Linked DNA regions of Homo sapiens: region 1 is linked to region 2. A link is a contact called in ENCODE Hi-C data. All regions are on one chromosome and are shown on one strand. The core of a region is the stretch at or near the end of the contact, and the rest is flanking DNA. Distances in the headings are between cores, read along the strand shown. Region 1 holds the start of CEACAM8 (CEA cell adhesion molecule 8). Region 2 overlaps LIPE-AS1 (LIPE antisense RNA 1).

Region 1 (6,253 bases), core at 128-2,627, 97 kb before region 2:
TGTGTCCTGTTCTCTACGGCATGGCAGGCTGAGCCCAGCGCTGACAGAACCACAGCTGCCTGAGGGCCCACAGTGCCTCTGGGGAATCAGCCAGGCACCCTATGACCTTCCCTCTGCACCCCAGGAGGCTCGGAGAGTATGTGATGGTCACGCCCAGGCACTGTCTGGGATGTAGCCACCTGCCCCCTGCTGTCCTTCGTGAAGCCAGGAGGGAGGACAGCGCTCTCTCATGTACACAAGCTGGGGGGCAAGGAATGAGCTCCCTTTGTTCCCAGAACATGGCCCACCCCTACCTGCCCTCTCAGGTGTGAGCAACGTCCCCCCAGACGGGCTCCCCGGCCGCTGCCCATCCTTTCTCTACACAGAGGGGCCTGACCAGGTCCAAACCCTTAGGACAGACCCCAGGGGATATCAGCATGGGGAGGGCTGAGCCCATCCTGGCTGCAGAGTAAGTTGGGATGAGTCTCTCCAGCTCTGAGCCCCTGCTCTGTCCCAGGCTCCCTCTCCTGGATCTCAGAGAGCACTGTCTTGTGGGGCCCCTGGGCAACTCCCCACTTCCTGCTGCACCAACCATAGGGAAGGTGGGGTGACCACAGGACAGTCAGCCGGGCGAAAACAGAGGACACCCAAGATGGTCAGAGAGAACATGGAAGGCCCGAGCCCCAGCTCAGCTGCCAGAACCCAAAGAGCAAGAGAATGGCTGATACCTGTCCCTGATGACCACTAGGCCCACAGCCCCCACTGACCAACCAGAACAGCCCTCTCTCTCAGGAGGCATAAGAGATTATTTGCCCTGCACACCACCAGTAAGGACAGTCCCCTCTGGGATATCCAGGGCATTGAATGTCCATCCTTGGAAGCTGCAACCAAGCTTGACACAATGAGAGAGGGGGAGGATCCCTCTCACCAGTGAGCACACACCTCCCCAAAGCTCAGTGGTGGTGTCCCTGTGACAGGGTCCTTGCGGAGCGCTGACCTCCTGATCTGAAGGGAAGAGCCAGATGGGGATGGGAGAGGGCAGGGGGAGCGACTGTGCACCCCGACCTGGAGACATAGGCTGCAGGATGCTGAGGGCACAGGGCTGTGCTCACCCAGTCTCCAGGGTGTATGTGTGACTGTGTGTGTCTCTTTGTGTATGTGTGTGTCTCTGTGTGTGTGTGTCTGCATAGTGTGTGCAGAGGTTGGGTGAGAGAATCACTGCTGAAGGAGTCAGAGACCTCAGCAATTCCCAGGGGCCTGAAACACAGACAGAAAATAAAGGGAAAGGAGGGACAGGGAGGCAGGACTGAGAGGGGAGGGGACAGAGAGGTGTCCTGGGCACAGACCCCGCCCATGAGCCTGAGAAGTGCTCCTGCCCCGGGAAGAGGCTCAGCACAAAAGGAGGAAGGACAGCACAGCTGACAGCCGTGCTCAGAAAGTTTCTGGATCCCAGGCTCATCTCCACAGAGGAGAACACGCAGGCAGCAGAGACCATGGGGCCCATCTCAGCCCCTTCCTGCAGATGGCGCATCCCCTGGCAGGGGCTCCTGCTCACAGGTGAGGAGAGGACTTCCTGGGAAAGGACAGGAGGAGGAAACACAGTGACTGGCTGGGGTCTCCTGGGGAGGACGGGGCTCTGAGAGGGGACAGAGGACTTCTGTTGGAGCCTTAATAGAGGAGAGGACACAAGAGAGGGGAAGGGGTCACAACAGGAAAATCACATTGAACTGGAATTGGTAAGAGGCAGGAACATCTCAAGTGTTCCATATTCCTGGTTAATCATCACTGGCCACTACATTTTGAAAAATGATAATAATAACCATACCAGATGACACTTCAAATAAAGCATAACCAGGGTATGAAACATTGTCCTCAGCCAACAATGTCAGACATTGGCAAATAAGCCTCAGGAAGCAGAGGGCCCAGGGAATGCTCAGGAACTCATCCACAGGAGTCTGAAGCCTGTCCCAGGCACTGGGGTGCAGCCAACACCACACAAGTCCCTGCCCTCACAGAGCTCACACTCTCCTGGGGAGGAAGACAGACAAAGAGATCTAGAATGTGAGGTCAGGCGCTGACAGGAGCCCTGGAAGGAACACAGCAGGGAAAGGTCAGAAAGGGAAGACCCAGTGTCTCTAGAGGAGGTGTCAGAGAAAGGGTCTCCCAAGGATGCCCTGATGTGAGCAGGATCTGAGGGCAGTGTGGAGGGAGCCGTGCAGAACCCTGAAGAAGAGGATTCCACCAGGGAAATGCCAAGGTCAGAGGTGTTGAAGAAATGGGGGCTGTGCTGCTGACATTGACTCAGTAGGACACACACACATACACACACATAAAAACACACAAACTCCAAAGCTGATGTCCCCATTTTTCTACTCCAATACATATGTTGCAATATTGCTTGATGCTCTCTCCCCCTCCTAGCCTCACTTTTCACCTTCTGGAACCCGCCCACCACTGCTCAGCTCACTATTGAAGCTGTGCCATCCAATGCTGCAGAGGGGAAGGAGGTTCTTCTACTTGTCCACAATCTGCCCCAGGACCCTCGTGGCTACAACTGGTACAAAGGGGAAACAGTGGATGCCAACCGTCGAATTATAGGATATGTAATATCAAATCAACAGATTACCCCAGGGCCTGCATACAGCAATCGAGAGACAATATACCCCAATGCATCCCTGCTGATGCGGAACGTCACCAGAAATGACACAGGATCCTACACCCTACAAGTCATAAAGCTAAATCTTATGAGTGAAGAAGTAACTGGCCAGTTCAGCGTACATCGTGAGTGATTCCCCATGACCTCTGGGTGTTGGGGGTCAGTTCTACTTCCCACACACAGGATTGTTAGGCCTGGGCTGTGCCCATGTCCCTCTCTGCATTACATCCCACTTTAGGGTTTGGACATTTAGTGCAGGACACACTCAGGGGAGACAGACTTCCACAGACCAGAATTCCTTTCCTGCATCCAGACCCTGCAGACACTCACGGCAGAGGAATGACAGTCTGATGGGGGGACTCAGCAGAAGGAGATCAGACTCAGCCAGGCACCCCGTGCCCTCCCCATGGACCTGACCCTGAGAAAAACTCTAAAGAACTGGGTCAGGGCCTGACCTGAGGGGCTCCCTGGGATCCTGGGATCCTCACAGAGAAGTTCATCCCTGGAAGCCCCTGCTCCAGACCCCTGTCCCAGGATCCTGACTCCAGGTAACCCTGGGAAACCTGTGCCAGCACTGGGTTGTAGCCTCCTGGGCAGGGCCAACTAGGAGCAAAGATTTACCAGCCATCCAAGGGCTGTGGCTCCTGGAGCTGCTCACCAGCCAGGGCTTAGACCCCAGAGCCTCATCTGGGCAAGGACAGAGTCTTGTCCTTCACCTGAGACTCAGAGTGGAGAGGACAGATGGACAAGCTTCTTAGGCCATCAGCCAACTGGCCTGGGAGGCTTAGGAGACTCCATAGAAAGTTCAGTGTCCCCAGGGACAGAAATAGAAGAAAGATGTTCCTAACAGCAACTTGTCCAGCAGGGATCATGCCAAGGGGACCCTCTCATGGAGGCAAATAATAACCCGTGCTGTTTGTGTGAGCGCCTCCTCTGTGCAAGCTTCAGGTCAGGTGACTATGGATAATTTAATGCTAATTCATAGAAAACCTGGCAGAAAATATCATTTTCCTATTGAGAAAGAAATAATAATTCTTTTTATTTCTTTTTTTTTTTTTTTTTTTTTTTGAGACGGAGTCTCTGTGGCCAGGCTGGAGTGCAGTGGTGCGATCTCAGCTCACTGCAACCTCTGCCTCCCGGGTTCAAGCGATTCTCCTGCCTCAGCCTCCCGAGTAGCTGGGACTACAGGTGCATGCCACCACCCCTAGCTAATTTTGGTATTTTTATTAGAGACAGAGTTTTACCATGTTGGCCAGGATGGTCTCGATTTCTTGACCTCATGATCCGCCTGCCTCGGCCTCCCAAAATGCTGGGATTACAGGCATGAGCCACTGCGCTCAGCCTATTATTTCTTTTAATAGAAGCTTATTATTGAGAAGAAACGGAGGCACAGGAAGACACAGTCACTGAACCAGGGTCACACAAACACGAGGGATAGATCAGGGTCACATGAGGTCTCTCTCCAGCCACAGCCCCGTCCTCTCTTCCACAAGAAGGCAGGGCTTATTGCGTTCCACGGACCCCATGGTCATCCATTGGCTCAAATCCTTTCTTCCTGAGCATCCAAAGCTCAGAGAAGTGAGAGCAAATAAGCAACTGATTCATTCGTACTCCAGAACTAAATCACCTGCCCCAACTGTCAGAGCCAGTGCGAGGAATGTCCAGGCTCCCTCTAAGATCCTAACCCCCCTCACTGAACCTGAAATCCTGTTTCCTGATGTGTTGCTGTCACTCCCATGGGAGGACAAAAGAGAGGACTTTGCTTTCTCTCCCCACTCACACCCTGCACCAGGACAGGCCCAACATGTGACACACACTCGATCGTTCTCTCATGGAGAGGGAATGAATGAGAGAATGAATGATGCAAAACCTCTTTAGAGACTAGATCCTGGATGGCCAGGCAGGTGCTGTCTGATGGGCTTACTGCCTGTTCCACACACATCTGTGTCCTCATGATGGCACCATTGTGATAAGATGGGGTCCTTCAGGTGGGGAGACGCATGAGCCACTGGCGTCTCACTTAGACTCTGTCCAATTCGCAAAAACCTAATCCAATTCTACTTGTGTCTCCCGAGGTCAAGAGAAAATGAAGAAAGCATTGCGCATACCTGTTTTGGGCTCCTCCCAATTTTGCCTAACTCTGCATAGGAATTAGGGGCAGGAAGCTTTCTAAATTTACTAACATAACACACATCGCTTCTCCTAATTTGGCATTGTTCCTCCCTTTATGGAATTGACACACCTAAGACTTCCTCTCTGACCGGTTCTGTCCTCTTAACAGGACTCACGTGCCTCCCTCTACCTGGGAGTTGCTAATTTCAAGCGAACTTCAGGATCTTCCTTTGAGCATAATGTGATCCTGCTGGAATTCACAGGACGCCTAAACCTTATTTTGTTATCAAGAGAAATACTCCTTCCACCAATTGATTTTAGATCTGTGGACAATTAATAGCAATTTCTACTTATGGAAAAAAATTCATGTTTCCTCCAATTTTGTTTTTGACTATAGTCAAAACATAATATCTAAACTCCTGACAAATTTTAAAATGCAAATTAGAGTTACACATTGACCATCAAAAATCCCAAATCTGAAATGCTCCAAAATTCCACATTTTTTGGCCACTAACGTGATTCTCAAAAGAAATGCTCACTGGAGCATTTTGGATTTGGGATTTTCAGATTTGAGATGCTAAACCAGTAAGTATACTGCAAATGTTCAAAAATTTATAAAAGTTAGAAATTCAAAACACTTTTGGCCCTAAGCCTTATGCATAAGAAATACTCACTGTATATGAGCTATAGGCACAAAGCTGTACAGCAGATCTCTAGAACCTCCTCATCCTGTGTAACTGAAACTGCAGACCCATGAACAACTCTCCATTCCCCCCACTCCCAGCCCATAGCAACCACCATTCTACTACGTGATTCCATGAGTGTGACTACCCTAGGAACCTCATGTAAGTGGAATCCTACAGTATCTGTCCTGTCAGTGGCTTATTTCACTCTGTATAATGTCCAGTAGGAGAAAATATTTGCAAAACTTCTTCCCAAATTTCTCTCTCATAACTGTCAAACACCCACGGTCCATGAGGGCCAAATTTCCAGCACTTCAGGCTCCCCCTCCCCACCCGTCAGTTTGCATTTGCAAATGTCCACATGTATTTATGGGAGGATCCACAGCTCCTCATCTGCCCCCCGCAGGGAAAGAAGGGACATTAAAAACCAAGGAAAGGAAACAAGGTTCTGCTCCAAAGCCACCTGTTCTTGCCTGTCCCCTTCACTCCTTCTAGATCATTCCTTGGACTCTGCTCTATCTTTAGAGGTCACTGACTCAAGTAAGTCACGATGAAACACCTGGGAAAAACTGCCCCACCTTGTGGCTCCACTGCCTGACGACGGAACCGACCTCCAGGCTTGCCCCGGCCTCCCCTGTGTTATTTCTGTTGAAACACCCAGTCAGGAATTAAGGATAGTGGCATGTCCCATCATCTCCCATCTCTAGAATGTTCTTGGAAACAGAACCCTCAAAAACACACCTCGAAGGGCAAAGTAGGACTGTGAAGCTGGAAGGGACCCAGCACCTACATGTTCCAGGTGAGGACCCCTAGGTAGGCCAGG
Region 2 (6,092 bases), core at 3,545-6,044:
AAAAATACAAAAAATTAGCCGGGCGTGTTGACAACTGCCTGTAGTCCCAGCTAATCGTGAGGCTGAGGCAGGAGAATGAGATGAACCCAGGAGGCAGAGCTTGCAGTGAGCCGAGATCGAGCCATTGCACTCCAGCCTGGGTGACAGAGGAGCGAGACTCTCTCTCAAAAAAAAAAAAACAGAATTCGCCCTAGAGGGTGGGATTAATGACAAAGATGCTCAAGGGAGCTCTGGGGCTGATGGAAATGTTCTACATCTCAATTCAGGTAGTGATTGCATGGGTATACACATTTACCAAAAATCAACTTGTATACTTGAGATCTATAGACATTTCAATGTATTTTAATTTTACTTCAAGTTTTAAATATAAACTAAGGAAAGGAGCCACTAATTCAATCTATCAGGTACAAAGCACCTGTATTCATGTTCTATTGCTATACAATAAACCGCCACTAATTTAGTGGCTTAAAACAACACTTACTCATTAGTTTGCAGAATTCAGTTCCTTGAAGTCAGTTTGAGTTCCCCACTGTCCTGTTGTCGGCCAGGGACTATTATTAGCTCCTAGAAGACCTTTTCAGGTCCTAGCACTGTGACCTCCTCCATCTTAGCCATGGAGAACCTCTCTCAAGTCAAATCCCTCTCACACTTCTACTATCTCTGATTTTCCCTTCTGAGACCAGCCTGAGAAAAAGCTCTGATTTTGCTTTTAAAAAGCTCATGTGATTACATTAGGTCCACTCAGATCATTTCCCTTCTGATTAATTCAAAATCAACTAAGTTGTAACCTTAATTATGTCTTCAAAATCCTGTTTGCCACACAAGGTAACATAATCGTGGGTGTGGTTTCTCATCATATTCATAGTTCTAGGTATTAGGGGCCATCTTAGAATTCTGTGTACCAAGCACACATAAAGCCACTGGTGCTTTCTGGAAACTCCTTTACAATCCTGTTCTGAGGAAGTGGCAAAGAAGCCAAAAATGATCAATCCAACTTTTTGTTTTGTTTTTTTTTGAGACAGTCTCACTCTGTCACCCAAGCTGGAGTATAGTGGCACAATCTCAGCCCAATGCAACCTCGGTATCCTGGGCTCAAGTGATTCTCGTGCCTCAGCCTCCTGAGTAGCTGGGATTACAGGTGCATGCTACCACACCAGGCTAATTTTTGTATTCTTTTTAGTAGAGATGGGGTTTTGCCATGTTGGTCAGGCTGGTCTCAAACTCCTGGCCTCAAGTGATCCACCTACCTTGGCCTCCCAGAGTGCTGGGATTATAGGTGTCAGCCACTGTGCCTGGCCCCCAACTTTTATTTTTTGAGACAGGATCTCACTATGTTGCCCAGGCTGGAGTGTAGTGGCACAATCATGGCTAATTGCAGTCTTGACCTCCCAGACTCAGGCGATTCCCAGGCTCAGCCTCCTGAATAGGTGGGACCACAAGCGCATACCACCACATGGGGCTAATATTTTTATTTGTTGTAGAGACAGGGTCTCACTGTGTTGCCCAGGCTGTTCTTGAACTTCTGAACAGAAGCAATCTTCCTGCCTCGGCCTAAACAAGTGCTGGGATTACAGGAGTGAGCGACAATTTAACGTGCAGTAAGATACTGTTATTAGTCTGCTATAACACTATATGGCTGCCATATGACTATATGGCTGAGTACCAGAAAGCCTGAATTGCTTAAACAACAGAAATTAATTTCTCATAGTTTTGGAGGTGCCTTCTTGCTGTCTCCTCACATGGTCTCTTCTCTGTACCTACACATCTGTGGTGTCTCTCATTGTGTCCCAATTTCCTCTTCAAGGACAGCAGTCAGAATCAATTAGGGCCCACCCTACAGGCATTATCTTAATCACCTTTAAAGCCCCTATTTCCAAATAAAGTCACATTCTGAGACACCAGGGGTTAGGGTTTCAACAGAAGAATTTTAAGGGAACACAATTCAGCCCATGACAGAGACCAAGGACAAAAAACAGAAACAAGAAAGCAAGGACCAGGCCAGGCGCAGTGGCTCACACCTGTAATCCCAACACTTTGGGAGGCCGAGGCAGGCGGATCACCTGAGGCCAGGAGTTCAAGACCAGCCTTGGCAACATGGTGAAACCCCGTCTCTACTAAAAATACAAAAAATTAGCTGGGTATGGTGGTGCGTGCCTGTAATCCCAGCTACTTGGGAGGCTGGGGCGCAAGAATCACTTGAACTTGGAAGGTAGAGGTTGCAGTGAGCCAAGGTCATGCCACTGCACTGCAACCTGGGTGACAGCATGAGACTCTGTCTCAAAGCAAAAAAAAAAAAAAAAAAAAAAAAGGACCCCCATTTCCTCCTAGCCTAGAAATGTCTGAGTCAAGGATATACCCATTGCCCTCAAACCTCTGGCAATGTTCATACACTGACAATAGCTAGCACCAAAGTTAACCCCTGAAAAACTAAGGTTATCAGAAATTGAAAGGCATTCCAAGAAACCAACCAAATATCAAACAGGACCTTTTCTAGGTTTCTGATTATTTGTTTAACAAACATTTATTGAGGACTTACTATATGTCAAATACTAAGCTAGGTATTAAAGAGAATATGAACATTAAAAAATAAAGTCCTTCTGATTTGGATTCTGGTTCAAACAATCTTACTATTTAAAAAAGAAGAGGAGGGAGGGAAAGAACAAAGGAAGGAATCAAAGAACAAATAAATGAAAAACGGAAAGGAAGAACAATTATAAGGTAATTGCAGAAATTTGATCATTGGCTGGATATTTTATGATATTAAGGAGGAAATAATCTTTTTTTTTTTTTTTTTTTTTTTTTGAGATGGAGTCTCGCTCTGTCACCCAGGCTGGAGTGCAGTGGCGTGATCTCCGCTCACTGCAAGCTCCACCTCCCAGGTTCACACCATTCTCCTGCCTCAGCCTCCCACCACCACACCCGGCTAATTTTTTTGTATTTTTAGTAGAGACGGGGTTTCACTGTGCTAGCCAGGATGGTCTCGATCTCCTGACCTTGTGATTCACCTGCCTTGGCCTCCCAAAGTGCTGGGATTACAGGTGTGAGCCACCGCGCCCAGCCAAGGAGGAAATAATCTTTTACTGTGATAATGTTTTCTGATATGCTTGTGATACTGTTTCTTAAAATGCCCTTGTATTTTAGGAGTAAGTTGAAATATCTACAGATGAAATGATTTGATGTCTATGATTTTCTACAAAATAATTCATGGTTGGAAGGGGGAATATAGATGAGCTAAGATTGAACTGAAATGTTCATCACTGAAGCTGGATGATAAGTACATGTAAACTCATTATATTATTGGCTCTACTTTTATAACTGTTTTCCGAGAATAAAAATTCCTTGCTCTCCAGAAGCTTATAATAAAAGGAGTCAGACATTCCAACAAATAGAATACAATGACAAAGTGTTGGGTAAGCTCCAAGGGCAGCAATGGCTCTGGGATAGGCAGAAGGAGTCAGAGAAGATATCAAAGAAGAGTCCCTCGTTGACCAGAGGCTTTAAGGAAGAGTATCTCAGGCCAAGGAAAGACAAGCGGGTACAAAGGCATGTAGACATGAAGTGGCAGAGCTTCCCCACATGACTTATTAGCAGCTATGTTAGTGTGAGCGTAGGTTCTAGAACCAGACTACCTGTGCTGGAGTTCTGCTTCTGAGTGCCTGCTGTGAGACCTCAGGCAGGCTATGTGTAATGCCTCTGTGCCTCAGATTCTTTACCTATAAAACAAGGATTATAGCAATAGTAATATATACTTCAAGGGGCCGATGTCAGGAGTTGATGAGTTATTTAATGCATAAAATGCTTAGAAGACGGTGGGTAAAAAATAAATGCCAGCTATTAGCAATGGTAGCAGACTCCTAGCCCACAATACCACACATTCTGAAAAATCTCCTCCAATTTGTTAATTTATCTCCTTTTTGTTAGACTGTAAACTTGTAAAATAAGGACTGTGTCTTATTTATCTCTTTATCCCTAAAACCTAGCCTAAGACTATGCCCATAGTAGGCCTTGATCAGGAGTTCTTTCAGGTGTCAGGGTAGGGACCACCAACAGCCTCTGTCTAACTCGCTCTTTATTTCTCCATGTGATACCCTCAATTCCTGAAATTCTCTGGCTTCCTTTAGCTTCCTTCCTGTGTCTAACTCATCCCCTATTCTGCTCCAGGGTTGTTCATTTATAATTATGCCCTCTGGTCCCTCCCCTGGCAAGTGTTCCAGTGCTTCCTCTCCCTCTCCCCACAGATAAGATACTCTCTGAACAGCCTCTGCATTGCTTATTCTGCAATTAGTGAAGGGTGAGGGAGGCTGAACTCCTAGATCATACCTATTTGTGAAAAGTAGAATACTCTGGAAAAGAGAAAAGCAGGTCAGATGGCCAAAGTATAAAGCCTTCTAATGTAGCCCCAGCTTGAGGAAATCCTGTAGACATGTTTGTACCATCAGCTAAAATCTCACTGTAATGTTCTGAGGGTTTAGAAACTGCTAGGGAGGAAGGAGGCATGATGAGCAGGGAGCCCAGCTTTCTATCAATTTTTGCAAACTTCAGTATTTCTTTTTCCTCTGCTAGTAAACGTCCTCATTTTCCCTCAGAGCAGAGTCAGAGAGAAAGAAAATTGAAAGATCCATTTTCATATCCGGAGCCTGAAAACTGAGAACATGCAAGACTACAGATGGCTACTGACTCTACAGATGAAGTAGGAAAGTCAGATGCAGCTCCCTCTGTGTACAAAGTGCCCTCTGCCCTAAGCTGTGATGTGCGGCTGGAACATGATCCCAGTCTCCCCAAGAGTGGGGACTGCTGGTAGATCATTAACTAACTACCCACGAGCAGAAGGAAAAAGAGACCTCTGAAGTACCTCGCTCTACCCATTCTCCCAGTTTCCTCTGAGAGGACAATTCAAGGCCATGTCCCCAGCCTCAGGTTTAAGGGTTCTTTAATACAAAAAGAGTGGGGGAGGGGATCACAAAGCAGAAACAGGACACTGGAGAAAACAGACTGACCATGCTTTGTTTAAAGGTCAAAGTCTTGTGAAGCATGCCAATCTTTCTTCATTGCTTAGGCTCTGTATGATGTGAGCCTTGTCCTGTACTTGGAGCACTATGTGAACCCAGAGCTTTCCTTGCTTGGGGCTAGAGAAATAAAAAGGGGTAACTATTTAAAAAAGGCCAATAAACATAAACAGACTAGCAAGTATCTGAAATCCTAAGTGTGATTATAAGGAAGTGAAACTGATTTTCTTGTAGGCCTCAGACTGGTTTTGAAAGTAACTCTACATGGCAAGTTGACCAAAATATTTTGAGTAATGATGACAGAATTTTTTGAATAGATGTGTATTTATTCCCAGGACAACTACTTTTAAGGTGCCCATATTTATCTGGATATGATATACTTGTTAACAGAATCCTATACCTATAACTCACATGAGTTTCATAACTTTTTTGTCTTAACTTACATAGGACTGAGGAACAGTTTAATACTAGCAGGAGTTTAAATGAGCCAATTTCCCCATTTGAAGCCTTCCTGGTTAATTCCATCAGCCAGCCCTGTTTCGTCCAGAGGAGAAGGAGCAGGAATGGAAATGGACAGAAACAGACATGACATTCTCCCACTTCCATTTAACTCAAGAAGGGCTTTATTATCTTTATTGGAGAATTAGGCTTTGCTTATTCACTGGCTACTTCACATCAGACAGAGAAACTTAATTAATATAAATTATTCAAAGAACCAGCTGTAAAATTTATCACTAAAGTAACAAAGTACAGGGCAAGAGTTATTAGTGCTTCATGCATGTTTCAGCTTATTCTCTAAAGCTCAGCAACTTCTCTCTTCTTAAGAATTGTAAACCCTCCATACTGTCAGAGGTGTTCGAACCAGAGCAACTCCATATTGAACTGGGGCTGGGTAAAATGAGGCTGAGATCTGCTGGGCTGCATTCCCAGGAGGTTAGGCATTCTTAGCTGCAGGATGAGCTAGAAGGTCAACACAAGATACAGGTCACAAATCCCCTGCTGATAAAACAGGATGCAGTAAAGAAGGTGGTCAAAACCCACCAAAACCAACATAGCGATGAAACTGACCTCTGGTTGCTCTCACTG

What was found. A loop is a pair of places that touch in the nucleus more often than their neighbours do. Pooled maps may share reads with other maps.
Region 1: a pooled map shows a loop between it and region 2 (2.0-fold over the local background). The contact joins the promoter of CEACAM8 here to the enhancer-like site in region 2. A Hi-C loop is called at or near these places in 1 of 50 pooled maps.

Annotation. Positions count from the first base shown.
Region 1 is chr19:42,590,048-42,596,300 of GRCh38, reverse strand. It overlaps CEACAM8 (CEA cell adhesion molecule 8), which reads left to right and starts at 1,377. Exons shown (of 6, transcript NM_001816.4): 1 at 1,377-1,536; 2 at 2,401-2,760. The coding sequence starts at 1,473. All of the region lies in intron 2 of LIPE-AS1 (LIPE antisense RNA 1), which reads right to left. RefSeq lists an enhancer at 1-44.
Region 2 is chr19:42,496,718-42,502,809 of GRCh38, reverse strand. All of the region lies in intron 2 of LIPE-AS1 (LIPE antisense RNA 1), which reads right to left. Among named protein-coding and RNA genes, the nearest start is that of CEACAM1, 29 kb to the left of the region's middle. Within about 2 kb of position 4,794, at least 7 of the 41 ENCODE cell types and tissues checked have a DNase peak (open chromatin) inside an H3K27ac peak, as active enhancers do.